Linked DNA regions of Homo sapiens: region 1 is linked to region 2. A link is a loop called in an ENCODE intact Hi-C map of the cell type or tissue named here. Cell type or tissue: CD4-positive, alpha-beta T cell. All regions are shown on one strand.

Region 1 (8,000 bases), 290 kb before region 2:
CTAGGCCTGCCCAGAGGGTCCTCTTTTCTGTCTTTCCAAGTTTCAAAAATGCAAGAGAACTATGAAAGATAGTCAGCAAAGAATACTTTTCCAGCAAGGTACAGAGGAAGCACTTGAATACATTCAAGGAACTATGATCTCCTGGCTCCCACCACCAACCCACTTCTGGCTGAGCTAGCTCCGGTGTGCACCTCAACAGAGAAGCCTCCCTGATTACTGTTTTAAAGAACAAGCTGTTCCTACCCACATCCCCTGCTGGTACTCTCGTAGCCAACCTGGCATTATTTTCTCCACCTCTGATTATCACTGAATGTAGTATTCATATCTTAATTTTGTGTCCCCCAACCCAACCGGAATGTAAGCTCCTGGGGGCCAAGGACTCTCAATTCTGTTCACTGTTCTATTCCCAACACTTAAGACAGTACCTGCCACATGCTGTGTTTTCAATAAATATCTGTTTAATAAATGGAAGTGCAATGATCCAAGACTGGGAGCAAGTTAATAGCATTTTGTGATTGAGTGAGTAGGCTGAGGAGAGATCTGACTTCAGGTCTCCAGGAGCTTAAAATGAGCAAGAACTTGATATGCTCCATCTTCAGGTGGACTAAAAGAAGAAATGGGACCAATAGGACTCATAAGGCTTTTAGGTCCAAGCTAGTGGTAGAGTGTGGGGACAGCTACTGTTTTTGCCTACCTAACATGCACTCACCCTTCTGACAGCAACCCTTGATTTTCTTTGTGTCTACCCCAACCTAATTTTGGAGGTAAGCAGATGACCTAATTTAACCAATCAGCAGCAGCAGCAGACTCCACACCTTTACTCATAGTGATTGCTTTTTGTCTGGACACATGATCTAATTCAGGCAATAAGAATCAATCCCATGACTTTTGCCAAAGCAAAAGGGAAAAAGAAACTCCTTCCAGGGCCAGGCATGGTGGCTCACATCTGTAATCCCAGCACTCTGGGAGGCCAAGGCAGGAGGATTGCTTGAGTCCAGGAGCTTGAGACCAGCCTGGGCAACATGGTAAAAAAAAAACAACAAAAAAAACCCATCTCTACAAAAAATACAAAAAGTACCTGGGCATGGTGGCATGCACCTGTGGTCCCAGCTACTTGGGGGGCTGAGGTGGGAGGATTGCTTGAACTCAGGGGGTCGAAGCTGCAGTGAGCTGTGATCGTGCCACTGCACTCCAGCCTGGGTGACAGAGAAAGACCCTGTCTCAAAACAAACAAACAAAACCTCCCTCCACAGGGACACTGCTAGCAGGAAAGATGATGAAGCTTGGAGCTGCTGGAGTCATCACCTGAATCTGAGAATAAAGCTAACAGAGGAGAGCACCACAGACACGTCAAAGGACCAGCTTGAGTTACCTCCCTGGAAGTGACCATGTCTGCAGGTACTGGAAATTTCAATCATGTGAGCCAATAAATTCCCCTCTTCTGGGGAAACACATGGAAATGGGTTTCTGTCACAACTGAAATCATCCTGACCAATGGATTTAGGGCTCTGAAGAACAAAAAGGAAATACATCATTAGGGCTCTTAAATGCCTCAAAGGGAAGCCTAACGTCAGGCAGGGTGTCCCAGAAATGCAATCTAACACCTTTTGGTGAAACTCATTGCCTGTCTTTTTGGTGAGTAGGATGGGAGCTGCGGAGAAAAAGGCCATGCTACTTTTATTAAGTATTTGCAGTTACATTTTGCAAATGATTTCAGCAACTTTATCTCAGGTGTTTTAACATCTCAGCATCTCACAGTTGTAAGAAACAGAATCAATCTTCTACTCAGTGCAGAGGGGGAGAGAGCATGATATAGCAAAAAGAGCACTGAACCAGAGTCTAACAATCTGGCTTTTCATCTTTATCTGATCACTGATTAGAGTGTGGTCTCAGACAAATCACCTTGCTTTTATTGGTCTCATGACTACCTCGTCTTCAAGCACTCACCCAACTCTGCAATGGAAAATACACTAGGACAGAGGTTCTTAATTTTTTATGGGGCCTGGGCCCTAGGAAAACACACACTGCACACATGATTTTACGTTGCATGGGGTTCACAACTCTAGAAGCCAATCTACATCTCTAACTTCTCTGCTTTACAGTAACACCAGCTTCTGCTTGAGCGCTCCTCCAGTGGGAGGGAGCTCACTACTCACAAGGAAGCCCATTGTACTACTGAACTGTACTAGAAAAATAAGTTATTCTTCATATATATATATATTTTTTGAGATGGAGTCTCACTCTGTCCCCCAGGCTGGAGTGCAGTGGCGCAATCTCGGCTCACTGCAATCTCCGCCTCCCGGGTTCAAGCGATTCTCCTGCCTCAGCCTCCTAAGTAGCTGGGATTACAGGCACGCGCCACCACGCCTGGCTAATTTTTTGTATTTTTAGTAGAGACGGGGTTTCACCACATTGGTCAGGCTGGTCTCGAACTCCTGACCTCAGGTGATCCACCCACCTCAGCCTCCCAAAGTGCTGGGATTACAGGCGTGAGCCACCGCCCCTGGCGTTCTTCTTCATATCAAACCAAGTTCTATACACTGTAATTTCTACTCATTGGTCGAAGTTCTCAATGGCAAATCAGAAAAATTGTGTTCTCGCCTGTATATGACATCTCTTCCTCTCTCTCTCTGAAGACTGTTTCTAACTAAAAAATGTAGATGATTCGCCATGCAAATTATTTTACTGTACATTGTTACAAAGATAAGTTCTTCACCTCACCCCTAATATGCCAAATGTTCAAATGTAGATGCTGAAGTCCAAATAAGCACACTGCTATTAATCTGCATAGATCTAGGTGTTGCAAAGAGGAGAACTGCTGTATAACAATATCTTGAAAGAAACAGCATAGTATTTTGGGGAAAGCACTGCATTCAGAATCAGAAGACTTGGAGTAATACTCGGTCTCACATTCCAACTACCTGTGTATCCTTGGGCACGTCACTTAACTTCTCTCAGCCTGGTTCTCTTCTGCAAAATGCGACAGGAATACAGTGAGGATTAAGTGAAATAATGTTTGTAAGCTTCTAGGGCAAGGCTGGGACATAGCAAATTCTCAATAAATAAGTGCCAGCTCCCGCGCTCAGCAGGCTCCGAGTTTTATTCGATGCGCTCGGCGCTCTTGGTCGAGCGGGATTCCCCCTCCGGAGCCCGAGTCTGCGCTCTGGGCTCGACTGAGGCTCCCTGGCCGCTCGCGCTTTTCTCTCCTTCTCCAAGATGGCGGCGATCGGCGGCGTTGAGGCGGGATCCGGGCGAGCCGAGTGAAGGTAGCGGCGAGCGGAGACCCCAGGAGACCGGGCTGGGCCCCCACCCTGAGGCGGCAGCAGCCCCGCCCCGTCGCCACCCGCCGCCCTGGGCCCGCGACATCACCTCTGGGGTGCCCCAGGCCCTTCGCGGCCTAGCCCAGGGGCCGAGCCGGGGACTGGAGTAGCGGCCGCAGCCGCCCCCAGGAAGGGGCTGGAGCGGGCAGAAGGAGGAGGGCGGGCGGGAGCTGTTCAAACGGGGAAGGCGGGAAAGCTGCGGGGCCGGGAGGGGGCGTGCGGCCGCCCCGGGGGCCTGCGGACCCGGGCCGCCCCTCCCCCTGCCCGGGCCGTCTCCGCCCTCGGGGGCGCCGTGAGGCCGCCGGAGACGCGGGAACCCGGGTTCAGGTCGAGCTGTGCGGCTCGGAACCCGCGATGCGGGGGTCCCTCGGGCTGTCAGGGGGAAAGGGCTCGTGGCCGCGGCCACGGGAGGGCTGGGGCTGCGGCTGGCAGGAGAAAGTACGAGGAGCTTTCTTCTTTTCCTCTTCACAGAGCTTTGTTGAGCTAGCTGTTGCCGCAAAACTGCCGGGAGAATCCCACTGGTTTGCCTTGGGGACCACAAAAATGGTGGTCCTGGGGGCTGTTTGTGTAAATCACCTGGTATTTTGTGTGTTTCTTGCGTGCAACCCGGCTTGGCCGTGCCTTCGTGGTGGGCGCCTTCTCCATGCAGGCCCATTTTCCCTCCACCAACTACTACTTGTAGATTCACTTTATAGCGTGCAAAAGCGGAGAAACATCTCTGTCCCCTCTTTTGGAGGGCTAAGCTGGTGGCTGATTATATTTCCTCCTAATAGAACAAAGTAAAAAACTGAATCCCAAATAAAGCCTGTTGATTGGACAAGGCTTCTCAAAATTCGATTGCTGGTCTTATGGAATGTGTGTTGTCAGCCAATCTGTGCGGTGGTCGTGGTTCCGCTTAATTGCACTGCAATGAGAGGATTCAATCCCCATCCCCGACTGTCGGGATCTCTGCAGCTTCCAGAGCTGGCAGGGGCTGGGAGTGCTGCCTAGGTAGGTCCCTGGAGAAGGGAGTGGCAAGAGGATTCGGAGTCACCGTGTTCGGAGATTGGAAGAAACCTGGACGAAGTTGAGAAGGCATCACTTGTCTGTATCGTAGAAGTAACAAGAAAATTTCAGAAATTGGCAACCGGCGGATGTGCATCTTCCTTTACCTGCACTGACTGGCATTTTGAGTTCTTGAAAGGAGTGGTTGGAAGAAGAGAATGCAGAATCTTGGACATGGCTCTCATCCTGGAACAGACCTGGAGTTCAGAATTTCTCTTACTGTCCGTGTGACGGGGCTTACTTTGTTTCCTTTTTTTCGATACTCATTTACATTATGGGGTGAAGAAGGTTGTTGATTGCAGGAGCTCAAGTTACCTCAAAAAAAGTCTGAAACCTGTTTTTTAACTGTAATTTGAAGTTTCAAAATGACAAAGTGCTATATCTGAGGACTTTTTCCTCCTGATTACTTTGGTCATCCCAAAGGCCTATGCCTGAACATAACTTGTATGCTTATCTACCAGGGAAAGAGCAACTCTGCCCCCTCCTTTTTCATATCCTGAAGAAAAGTCCCCGAAGAGCTATTTAACAATTTGTGCATTTCATAAGTATACATTTTTATGGTACCAGTTTTTTACTTGTATCAACAGTATGAAATAGTGAACTTTTACTTATGTTGTCATATCTTAGCACACTGAGACAAACAAAATTATTCTTGCCTCTTGGAGTTGACAACATTGAATTTTATAAACTCCCAAATTATTGAATTGAGACTGGGTTTTAACACCTGTTTCACATTTGCCAACATTTAATGTAATTATGACCTCCCTTTTCTAATGTGAAAATCAAACCTAATATTCATTTTCATTAATCCTCACAATCTACTCTCTACCCCTGAACTCTGAATTTTCACAGATTGTATTCAAGACCTGGAAGGAATATCAGGGGTTCATCTGATCTTATATAAATGTTGCCTGAACTCTGCCTTTCTTTCACACTGTTGCTTGAGATTTATCTGGTATCTTTCCAAAACTAAACCCTGAGCTGCAATAATATCCTGATTTTAAAGAACGTAGAAATTCAGGGCCCATCGGTCTGCCCAAGCTGTGGCTGATACAGTCCGTTGTGTTTAATTTTAGTTTTTCAAGCTCTTGGCTGCCCCAGTTCTTCAGTGAATTGGACGTGTCTTCAGGCCTCATTCCTTCTTTTTTCTTCAGGTTATTTAATCCAGTAATTTATAAAATGCTCTTCAGTGTTTTTAAGAAAATTTAAACAGTGGTAGACCTAATATATGTAATGCCAACACCACATTTTCTTGGTTGGCCTGTGCCTCTGAGAAGCAGTTCCTAATTTTCTATTCCCTCTCACAACTTTTTAATCCACTAGTTTTTTAAAGCAGCCAGTAACGAGACCACGATACAGTCATCTTTCTTTCTTTCTGTCTTCAGAGGTACTTATTTCTATTCTGTTAGGTTGCCCAACTCTGTTTTATGTTGATTTTGATGTTACCAAAGGGAAGGCCTGTTATAAGTCTCAGGACCAGCCTTTGCTTACATATACAAGTGCATTTTGTTGTTGACAAAACACTGATGACTGTATTTATGACATTGAATATTTAAGTTTTTTGCCATTATTTCTGAAATATTCTTTGCCAAAATTCATGCACAGAAAGTGTTTAATTTGAGGTCTCCATTGGTTCTTGGCATTATCAGCCTATGAAAATCTATATAATCTATATATTTTTCTTATAAACTCAGTATTTTAGTGCCATTGAGAGGATATGCTGTTTTCAAATAAATTGATATAATTCCCTGTATTTCCCTTCTACCTGCACCCCTTTTGGAGTCAGCACCACTTGGGTGGAAAGGGGAGGACAGTAGTTTCCGCTGAGAAAGTGTCATCCTTAAATGCTGGAACATGGAAAACTGGCTACATTATGTATCTTGCCTCCTCACATTTTTATCTGAGGCCTGACCTTATGTCCCCTTCGTTTCCTATGAAAAGGCCCTTCGAACAGGCAGTTCTCCAATTGAACTTTAAAACAATCCAGTTAATATAGTTTCATTACTCTAGCTTCTCTTACTTTGACCAAATCCATTCTTTATTTCACTTCTCAGAGAAGTGAAGAAATGCTTTTTTATGTTTCTTTTCTTAATCTAATAAATCATTCTTGGTAATGCTTCATTTTCCCATTTAGGCCTACCTGTATGTACATTGTATTTTATCTGATTGTGCAAATAAGTCTTTTTAATGTAACTCTTATGAAAGTCTCCCTTGTTAATCAAATTCATCTTTTCTTTCACAAAAGTTCCATGCTTCAGTATTGTCCACAGCTACCTGAAGGAATTAGTAATGTGTCATTTAAGTGTCCTTCAGTATTTCTAAATACCCTTATAATAATGAAGGTAAAATTAAATTTAAATAAATGATCAATTAGATTAACTTTGTAAGCATCTGACTTAATTGGATGAGAACATTTCCAAAATATTTAATATGTAATTTTAAAATTCCTGAAGGACTTATGAAATTGCTTGTTCTTAAAACATTTAAAGAACTTTACCTTGGCTGGGCGCGGTGGCTCACGCCTGTAATCCCAGCACTTTGGGAGGCCGAGGTGGGTGGATCACGAGGTCAAGAGTTCAAGACCAGCCTGGCCAAGATAGTGAAAACCCATCTCTACTAAAAATACAAAAATTAGCCAGGCTCGGTGGCAGGCGCCTGTAATCTCAGCTACTCGGGAGGCTGAGGCAGGAGAATCGCTTGAACCCGGGAGGCGGAGGTTGCAGTGAACCAATATCGTGCCACTGCACTCCAGCCTGGGCAACAGAGCAAGACTCTATCTCAAAAAAAAAAAAAAAAATCCTTTTACCTTACAGTGCATTTTATAGCATTGTCATCTTCAAAGTCAAAATGGACATATAAACTCAAATGCCAAAAAAGGTTGTAAAAATTCAATAAAAAATACAATATCTAGAACATTTAAATTATAGCAATTCTTATTAGTGAAGGTCTTAATAATCATAAAAGTTTTATGACCAGTGGACAAATGATAAATGTCTCCCTATTTTCACCTAGCCTTTAAGAAAGCCTTGGTGGTGGTGACAGCTGTCATATGGTCAACTGATGTAAGGAGTGTACCTGCTTTTACAGTTACATAAATTTGAACAAATTCATGTCGCCCCCCCCAAAAAATGCAAAAGACATTGTGCTCTAAAGATATTTAACATCCCTATACAGTTAATCATTTCTGTTTAAATTACAATGCAATAGATTTTACCGCTTCACCAATCCAGTTGGTAGGATTTTGTGGTCTTCAAATGTTTGATGTGATCTGTCTTCTCTGCATCTTGCTTTACTTGTGTATGTTGTAACCATGATTGAACCTATCCCTCTAACTTAATGTTGGTTTCTACCCTGTCTCAGTGTTGTCAGTCCTGTTGGCATTTTAGAAATTCTCATTAATTTTGAAAATATTTTTTGTATTGGAGGTATTTTATATACTTCCCCAAATGACAACTTTAATTCATGACTGAAATCTAATTAAGCCTAGTATACTTCCTGCAGTATCAACCCCACTGTATTTACAAAGAGAATGAGGAGGTGACAAGACACTTTTTATTTCTTGCTGCCCTTCCAGTCAGCCCTTGGATCACTGCGCATTTCCATCTGGAAGGTTGCTTCTCCTCAGTGATTTCGCAT
Region 2 (8,000 bases):
GCAACTCTCTAGGCATCATTCAGATAACCCCCCAACTGAGGTACTTCTATACAGAGAAACCCATGCCACTCCCAGCCCTGCTGCCGCCTTGAGGCCAAGACTGAGGCTGCGGGGTGGCCCCTCCTTGAGTGCTTTCTCTTCCAGGCTGGCTTTTCCGAGCATCTGACCCAGACAGCAGTCAAGTTCTCCGCTCCACCCCGAGTTTTGGAGAAGGGGCATGTAGATAGGAGAGCCCTGGGTCGACCTGTGTTCGAATCCTTGCTGGGCCTCTTGGCTTAAATGTGTGACCAGAGGCACATGCATCCTGTCTGAGTCTCAGCCTCCCCAGCCACACAGTGGGCTTAACCTCATACCCCGCAGGGAGGCTGTGAGGACTGCAAGAAGGCTTGTGGCGGGAGCTTCCAGCACGTGACGGGTATTGCATTGGTGTCAGCTCCCCCAGCCTTGGGGAGGGGACTGGGTACCCGCTGCAATGAATAAGGCTAATGACAGAGGGAAGGAGAGGGGAGATGTAGAGAGGAAGCACATGCATATTTTCAGCATTAATTTTCAGTGACACAAGTAATACCCAAACACACCCTCCTGCAAACGCTACAGATAAAGCTAATGCCCCTTTGACCCATGTCCCCAATCCCAGGCTCCTGCCCCTGCCCCGGAGGTGGCCACCCTGGCAGTCTGGCATGGAGCCTTCCGGGCCTCCGTGACTACACCGGCATTCGTATTTGTATCCCCACAATGGAGAGTATTTTTGTCTGTCTCTTTTTTATGGCGCATATCATTCTGAGCACAGCTGTCTGATGCTTGTTTTTTTTTCACACACCAACCCGTGCCTCATTTTCCAACCTGGTGGAACCTCATTTTTTCAACCTCATTTTCCTGCTGCTCAGGAAATTCTGAAAGCCATTAATTCCACTGCCAGCTCTTCTTCCAGCTGCCAGACGGGCCGATCTCTGATGCTTGGCATCGCAGTCTCGCATTTGAATATGTCAAGGCCACGAGTCCTCAGGGGCCCCGGATTAGCCTAACGGGATGGGGTTTGGCAGCCCAAGCAGGAAGAGTTGCCAAGCTGACGCTGCCTCGCAAGTGCCTTTCAGAAGAGCCCACACTGCAGTTCCCTCCATCACCTCCCATCCATTCAGGCTTCCTTGGTTAACACTGACTGTGTGCCAGGCCCTGGGGAGACCAGGACGAGTGGGTGATGGAACCCTTCTCTGTGCCCGAGCTGTTTGGAGCACACCTTTGATCTGGACACCATTCTGAATGTGCCATGTGCCATTAAATGGGGGTAAATGATGTGCTCTGGGGGTGCAGAGGAAGGTGGCAGCCATTCTGCCAGAAGCTGGAACTGGTTGCTTCTCTTCTCAAGAATTTGGGCCAATTGCTGATTCCTCTGGGCCTCAGTTTCCTCATCTGTGAGACAGGGATCTTGTCACACCACAAGGCTATCAAGAGTTTGAGCAAAAGTGGTTGGACGCAGTGGCTCATGCCTGTAATCCCAGCTCTTTGGGAGGCCGAGGTGGGCAGATCTCTTGAGGTCAGGAGTTCAAGACCAGCCTGGCTAACACAGTGAAACACCGTCTCTACTAAAAAATACAAAAAATTAGCCAGGTGTGGTGATGGGCACCTGTAATCCCAGTTACTCGGGAGGCTGAGGCAGGAGAATCTCTTGAACCCAGGAGGTGGAGGTTGCAGTGAGCTGAGATCTTGCCATTGCATTCCAGGCTGGGCAACAAGAGTGAAACTCTGTCTCAGAAAATAAATAAATAAATAAATAAAAAATAGCTAGGCATGGTGACAGGCGCCTGTAATCCCAGCTGCTCCAGAGGCTGAGGCAGGAGAATCGCTTAAACCCAGGAGGTGGAAGTTGCAGTGAGCCAAGATCACACCACTGCACTCCAGCCTGGGCCACAGAGAAAGACTCCATCTCAAAAAAAAAAAAAAAAAAAAAAAAGTTTAAGCAAAAGTGAGGAAGGTGCTTATTAAAAGCTGGAAATCAGGATGGAGGTACCAGTCCAGACAGCCTCCCCACCACCCCACCGTCTCCACAGCAGCCCCTGTTTCAGATTCACAAGCCTGCCTTGAGTGATGCAGTGAGTTATCCTGGAGGCAGTGTGGGCCTTGGAGGCCAGCACTCACTTTTTCATCCTATGATTTATTTGAGAAGCAGAGAGCACCTACCGGGTGCCAGGCACGAGCTAGGTGAGAACAGAATCAGGTAGAAATCTCAGCCTAGCCACACGGAAGCTGTGTGATCTTGGGCAGGCTGCATACCCTTTCTGAGCCTCAGTTTGCTCACCTGTAATGCAAAGGTAACAAAATCTTGACAGAGGCATAGTGAGGAATCAAGAGAACAACGGGCCTGGAGCATACACCCAGTGCTTAGCCCCCAGTAGGCCCTCACTCTCATCATTACTGACACCTGAGGTCACTGAGCATGTGCCACTGTCCATTCATTATCTTGCATAACTCCCAAAATCATCCTGCAAGGTAATATTTCATCTTCATGAAACAGACAGAGAAACTGAGGTTACAGAGGTTTCGTGATCTGCCCAAGTCTGCTGGCAGCTAAGCGGATGAGGCCAGATGCAAACTAGGCATTGAGCAAGACAGGCAGGACCCCTGCTCTCATAGAAATGATTTTTATTATTATCTGAACACAGTCCACACAAGTGACCTACCCCTCTCCAGCCCTGCAAAGAAATGTGAAGTGAGTTAACTGTATTTGAACCAAGTGGTCCACGTGTTAGCTATGCGACTGTGAACAGGGGCTTCAACCCCCTCAGCCTCAGTTTCCTGTCCTGGAAAATAATCGCAGGGAGAATAATCGCAGCTACCCCGAAGAGTCGCTGTGTAGGTTAAAGCAGTTATGCCGCATAACTGCTTCAGGGCACCTGTGACTCCCAGCTCTTAGGGCTGATGTTCTGTGGCCAGAGGAGGGCAGGGGTTGCAGCTGGCCGGTGAACTCACTACCTGGGCTCTCTCCCTGCAGGGGATGTCTTCATCCTGGTGTTCAGCCTGGATAACCGGGAGTCCTTCGATGAGGTCAAGCGCCTTCAGAAGCAGATCCTGGAGGTCAAGTCCTGCCTGAAGAACAAGACCAAGGAGGCGGCGGAGCTGCCCATGGTCATCTGTGGCAACAAGAACGACCACGGCGAGCTGTGCCGCCAGGTGCCCACCACCGAGGCCGAGCTGCTGGTGTCGGGCGACGAGAACTGCGCCTACTTCGAGGTGTCGGCCAAGAAGAACACCAACGTGGACGAGATGTTCTACGTGCTCTTCAGCATGGCCAAGCTGCCACACGAGATGAGCCCCGCCCTGCATCGCAAGATCTCCGTGCAGTACGGTGACGCCTTCCACCCCAGGCCCTTCTGCATGCGCCGCGTCAAGGAGATGGACGCCTATGGCATGGTCTCGCCCTTCGCCCGCCGCCCCAGCGTCAACAGTGACCTCAAGTACATCAAGGCCAAGGTCCTTCGGGAAGGCCAGGCCCGTGAGAGGGACAAGTGCACCATCCAGTGAGCGAGGGATGCTGGGGCGGGGCTTGGCCAGTGCCTTCAGGGAGGTGGCCCCAGATGCCCACTGTGCGCATCTCCCCACCGAGGCCCCGGCAGCAGTCTTGTTCACAGACCTTAGGCACCAGACTGGAGGCCCCCGGGCGCTGGCCTCCGCACATTCGTCTGCCTTCTCACAGCTTTCCTGAGTCCGCTTGTCCACAGCTCCTTGGTGGTTTCATCTCCTCTGTGGGAGGACACATCTCTGCAGCCTCAAGAGTTAGGCAGAGACTCAAGTTACACCTTCCTCTCCTGGGGTTGGAAGAAATGTTGATGCCAGAGGGGTGAGGATTGCTGCGTCATATGGAGCCTCCTGGGACAAGCCTCAGGATGAAAAGGACACAGAAGGCCAGATGAGAAAGGTCTCCTCTCTCCTGGCATAACACCCAGCTTGGTTTGGGTGGCAGCTGGGAGAACTTCTCTCCCAGCCCTGCAACTCTTACGCTCTGGTTCAGCTGCCTCTGCACCCCCTCCCACCCCCAGCACACACACAAGTTGGCCCCCAGCTGCGCCTGACATTGAGCCAGTGGACTCTGTGTCTGAAGGGGGCGTGGCCACACCTCCTAGACCACGCCCACCACTTAGACCACGCCCACCTCCTGACCGCGTTCCTCAGCCTCCTCTCCTAGGTCCCTCCGCCCGACAGTTGTGCTTTGTTGTGGTTGCAGCTGTTTTCGTGTCATGTATAGTAGTAGAAATGGAAATCATTGTACTGTAAAAGCCTAGTGACTCCCTCCTTGGCCAGGCCCTCACCCAGTTCAGATCCACGGCCTCCACCCGGGACGCCTTCCTCCTCTGCTCCCAAACAGGGTTTCCGTGGCCTGTTTGCAGCTAGACATTGACCTCCGCCATTGAGCTCCACGGTTTACAGACAATTGCACAAGCGTGGGGTGGGCAGGCCAGGACTGCTTTTTTTTAATGCTCCCATTTCACAGAGGATACCACCGAGACTCGGAGGGGACACGATGAGCACCAGGCCCCACCTTTGTCCCCTAGCAAATTCAGGGTACAGCTCCACCTAGAACCAGGCTGCCCTCTACTGTGCTCGTTCCTCAAGCATTTATTAAGCACCTACTGGGTGCTGGGTTCACTGTGTCCTAGGAAACCAAGAGGGTCCCCAGTCCTGGCCTCTGCCCGCCCCTGCTGCCCCACCACCTTCTGCACACACAGCGGTGGGGAGGCGGGGAGGAGCAGCTGGGACCCAGAACTGAGCCTGGGAGGGATCCGACAGAAAAGCTCAGGGCGGGTCTTCTCCTTGTGCCCGGGATTGGGCTATGCTGGGTACCACCATGTACTCAGGCATGGTGGGTTTTGAACCCATAAACCAAAGGCCCTTGTCATCAGCTCTTAACAAGTATATTTTGTATTTTAATCTCTCTAAACATATTGAAGTTTTAGGGCCCTAAGGAACCTTAGTGATCTTCTATTGGGTCTTTCTGAGGTTCAGAGAGGGTAAGTAACTTCCTCCAGGTCACACAGCAAGTCTGTGGGTGGCAGAAGCAAGCTAGCGCTGGGCATTCAGTACATACCACGATGTGCTCCCTCTCTTGATGCTTGGCCCCTGGGGCCTTCAGGGCTTTGGGACATCTTGTCCTCAACCCTCTCCCTAGATCAGTCTGTGAGGGTCCCTGTAGATATTGTGTACACCATGCCCATGTATATACAAGTACACACAGATGTACACACAGATGTACACATGCTCCAGCCCCAGCTCTGCATACCTGCACCTGCACCCCAGCCTTGGCCCCTGCCTGCGTCTGTGCTCAAAGCAGCAGCTCCAACCCTGCCTCTGTCCCCTTCCCCACCCACTGCCTGAGCCTTCTGAGCAGACCAGGTACCTTGGCTGCACCGGTGTGTGGCCCGCTCTCACCCAGGCACAGCCCCGCCACCATGGATCTCCGTGTACACTATCAATAAAAGTGGGTTTGTTACAAAGCCGTGTCCTTGCCCATGTGTATTTTTTGTATTTCCAAGAGGAGGTGTGCCCCTTTCCAGACCAAAGCTGGCCTTTCCCTCCCAAAATGCACCTGCCGTGTGCCCTGGCCCTGAGGGTCAGCACTGAGTCCACCTTCAAGTGTAAGTGTGGGGAGAGGGGGATAAGTCCCCCAGATGGAAGGTGATGCCCTCCTTCAGCCTGGCCCTCCTGGGTCCTCCGGGTGTGTGTACCGAGGTGTCTGTGTCCACAAAGAAGGGGCCCCCGTGGACCATTAGCTCCAGGAGGATCTCCGTGTCTGAGTTCTTTGTGATTCCTGTACAGCAGCAATTTCACCCGCAGGGGACAGTTGGCAATCTCTGGAAACCTTTTCCAAGCCTGGGGCTGGGGCTGCTACTCTCATCTGGTGGGTGGAGGCCAGGGACACCATTCAGTATCCTCCAACGCACAGGATGCCCCTCCACCCCCACCCCACTGAGAATTATCTGGCCTCAAATGCCAAGCGTGGGCAGCCTTACTTAGACTCACCCCAGGGGCTGGGACACGCCCCCACCTGCGTGTGATGGATTTGTTGGACCACATTCTGGACGGAACCCACAGCATGAGCACTCCTGTGAAGTGAGACAGGATGTGGGTGAGGATGGAAAGTGGAGGCTGAGGGAGAAGGTCTGGGCCCTGACCAACACGGAATGTGCCCCCTGGGACTGAGAGGCTTCCCTGGGCAGAGGGAAAGGAGGAAGTCAGTGAGGTAAAATACTCCCTGTGTGTTTTACCCAGCGAGTCTCACGCCATCCTATCACCCAGCCCCGAGGGAAGCCCACTCATGTTCACCCCATCTGAGCATTTAGGCTCAGAGAGCTCAATATCTTGTCCAAGATGGCACAGCTGGTGAAGTGGCAGATCAGAGATTCAACACCAGAGGCTGTCTGATTTCCGTCTGGCTGAAGAAAGATTTTGCATCAGGGAGGTGGAAACCATCTGTGCTTTTGATCAGCAAATGCCACCAGCAGGATCAGGGAGCTAGGCCATAAAGGAGGTCGAGAGACAGGCAGTGTAAGGTTCATTGGGAACCACATTGTCCATTGGGAAGCCACAACCTCTGCACAGACATTCACAAAACAGAGCCAGGCTGTGGTGGAGGCGAGACCACACAAGTCCATAGTGTGGGGAGCTGGAGAACTCCCAGCCTCTACCTACCTGGGGGCCCCGCTCCCAGCCTGTGCATATCTGGGGGCCCGCTCCCAGCCTCTGCATATCTGGGGGCCCTGCTTTCAGCCTCTGCCTACCTGGGGGACCCTGCTTCTAGTCCCTGCCTACCTGGGGGCTCGGCTCCTAACCTCTGCCTACCTGGGGCCTGTCTCCCAGCTTCTGATAATCTAGCAGCCCAGCTCCCCTCCAATCCTTTGCCCACCCCAGCCACAGAAGGTCAGTGTGGGAGGCATGTCCCTCGGACACTTTCTAGATCCTGGTTTTCATACACACAAAGCATGGAGGCGAACACTCCCTTCTGCATCGCCATCAGCGCTGAACCATAACAAGGGCGCTGGTGCACAGAGACAGGCCTCCACGGTGTCCCGCTGGAGCCCAGCCTGCTGCTGCCACTCCCTTTCTCTATGTGGGTCTGGAAATAAGTCTCGTCCCCTCGCAGGCCTCCTTTTCTTCATGAGTAAATGGGAGGCGGGAGGAAGGCATCCGGACCAGATACACACCAACAGCCTCTCGCAGCCCTGATGGTCTCTACTAGAAGGAATTAATATTCCTATTGCATAACTCACAACATTCCAATCATCACCAAACAGAACACGCTCGCCCCAGCCCCAGCTCTAGCCCCACTCTTTGTTCCCTGCATCCCACAGTCCTTGCCCTGGAATGGGGTTGACAGCAACAGGCTGCCACAGAGGAGAAAGACACATGTCTTCTTAGCCCTGGGACAGTGGGTAGGATAAGATTGTAGGAAAATTCCCTTCATGGTGAGACCATTTAGAGCCAAGCCCAGGATAGCCGGCTAATCCCCCGACCCTAGGAAGGGAGCATTGGGAACATGATTTCAAAGAATTCTGCGCTGTGAACTCTAAGTACTTGTTCTGTTCCACCTCCCTGAACCTGTCACTTACTCGAAAGAAAAACTTCAGTCTGCATCACGGTTTGGTGGGGGCTGATGGGAGGCCTGCCAGGGGCTCGGCAGTGAAGGCTGCCGGGAATGGGGGAAGGGAAAAGGAGCTGACCTTTGCGAAGACCTTACTCTGTGCCAAGCACTGTGCTGAGCCTTTTACCTGCGTCCTGTCATTGAATCCTCATGGCAGAGCTAGCTGGAATCCTTTTTTGGATAAGAGAGAATGGAGTTCAGAGAGGTAAAGTCACTTGTCCAAAGTTGCACAGCCAGGAAGGAGCAGAGCTGGATGAGAAACCATGTCTGATTCCAAAGCACATTTTTGTCTCCAGGGCTTTTATAACTGAGCCAGCTGAGAGGTTGCTCTCTAGTGGGAGAGTCCAGTGAGTTGGGGTGCAGTGTCTGG

The links. A loop is a pair of places that touch in the nucleus more often than their neighbours do. Peaks named below come from ENCODE experiments on the same cell type or tissue, not always from the same donor. Only the 100,000 strongest peaks of a DNase experiment are listed, where the experiment ranks them.
Region 1: a loop joins it to region 2, with 4 times the contacts of the local background. A loop is called at or near these places in 2 of 110 quality-filtered maps.

Annotation. Positions count from the first base shown.
Region 1 is chr22:35,254,292-35,262,291 of GRCh38, forward strand. HMGXB4 (HMG-box containing 4) reads left to right here and starts at 3,202. Exons shown (of 11, transcript NM_001003681.3): 1 at 3,202-3,266. It overlaps LOC105373017 (a long non-coding RNA gene), which reads right to left and starts at 7,234. Exons shown (of 4, transcript XR_938210.3): 1 at 3,897-7,234; 2 at 2,922-2,970. RefSeq lists an enhancer at 2,496-2,996 and a silencer at 3,262-3,761. In CD4-positive, alpha-beta T cell, a CTCF peak has its summit at 3,587; DNase peaks (open chromatin) are centred at 3,160 and 3,510; H3K4me3 peaks cover 1,628 bases; H3K27ac peaks cover 763 bases.
Region 2 is chr22:35,548,514-35,556,513 of GRCh38, forward strand. It overlaps RASD2 (RASD family member 2), which reads left to right. Exons shown (of 3, transcript NM_014310.4): 3 at 2,990-5,486. The coding sequence ends at 3,519. Among named protein-coding and RNA genes, the nearest start is that of RASD2, 12 kb to the left of the region's middle. RefSeq lists enhancers at 530-1,240, 3,777-4,756. In CD4-positive, alpha-beta T cell, no CTCF peak of the experiment used is centred here; a DNase peak (open chromatin) is centred at 4,168.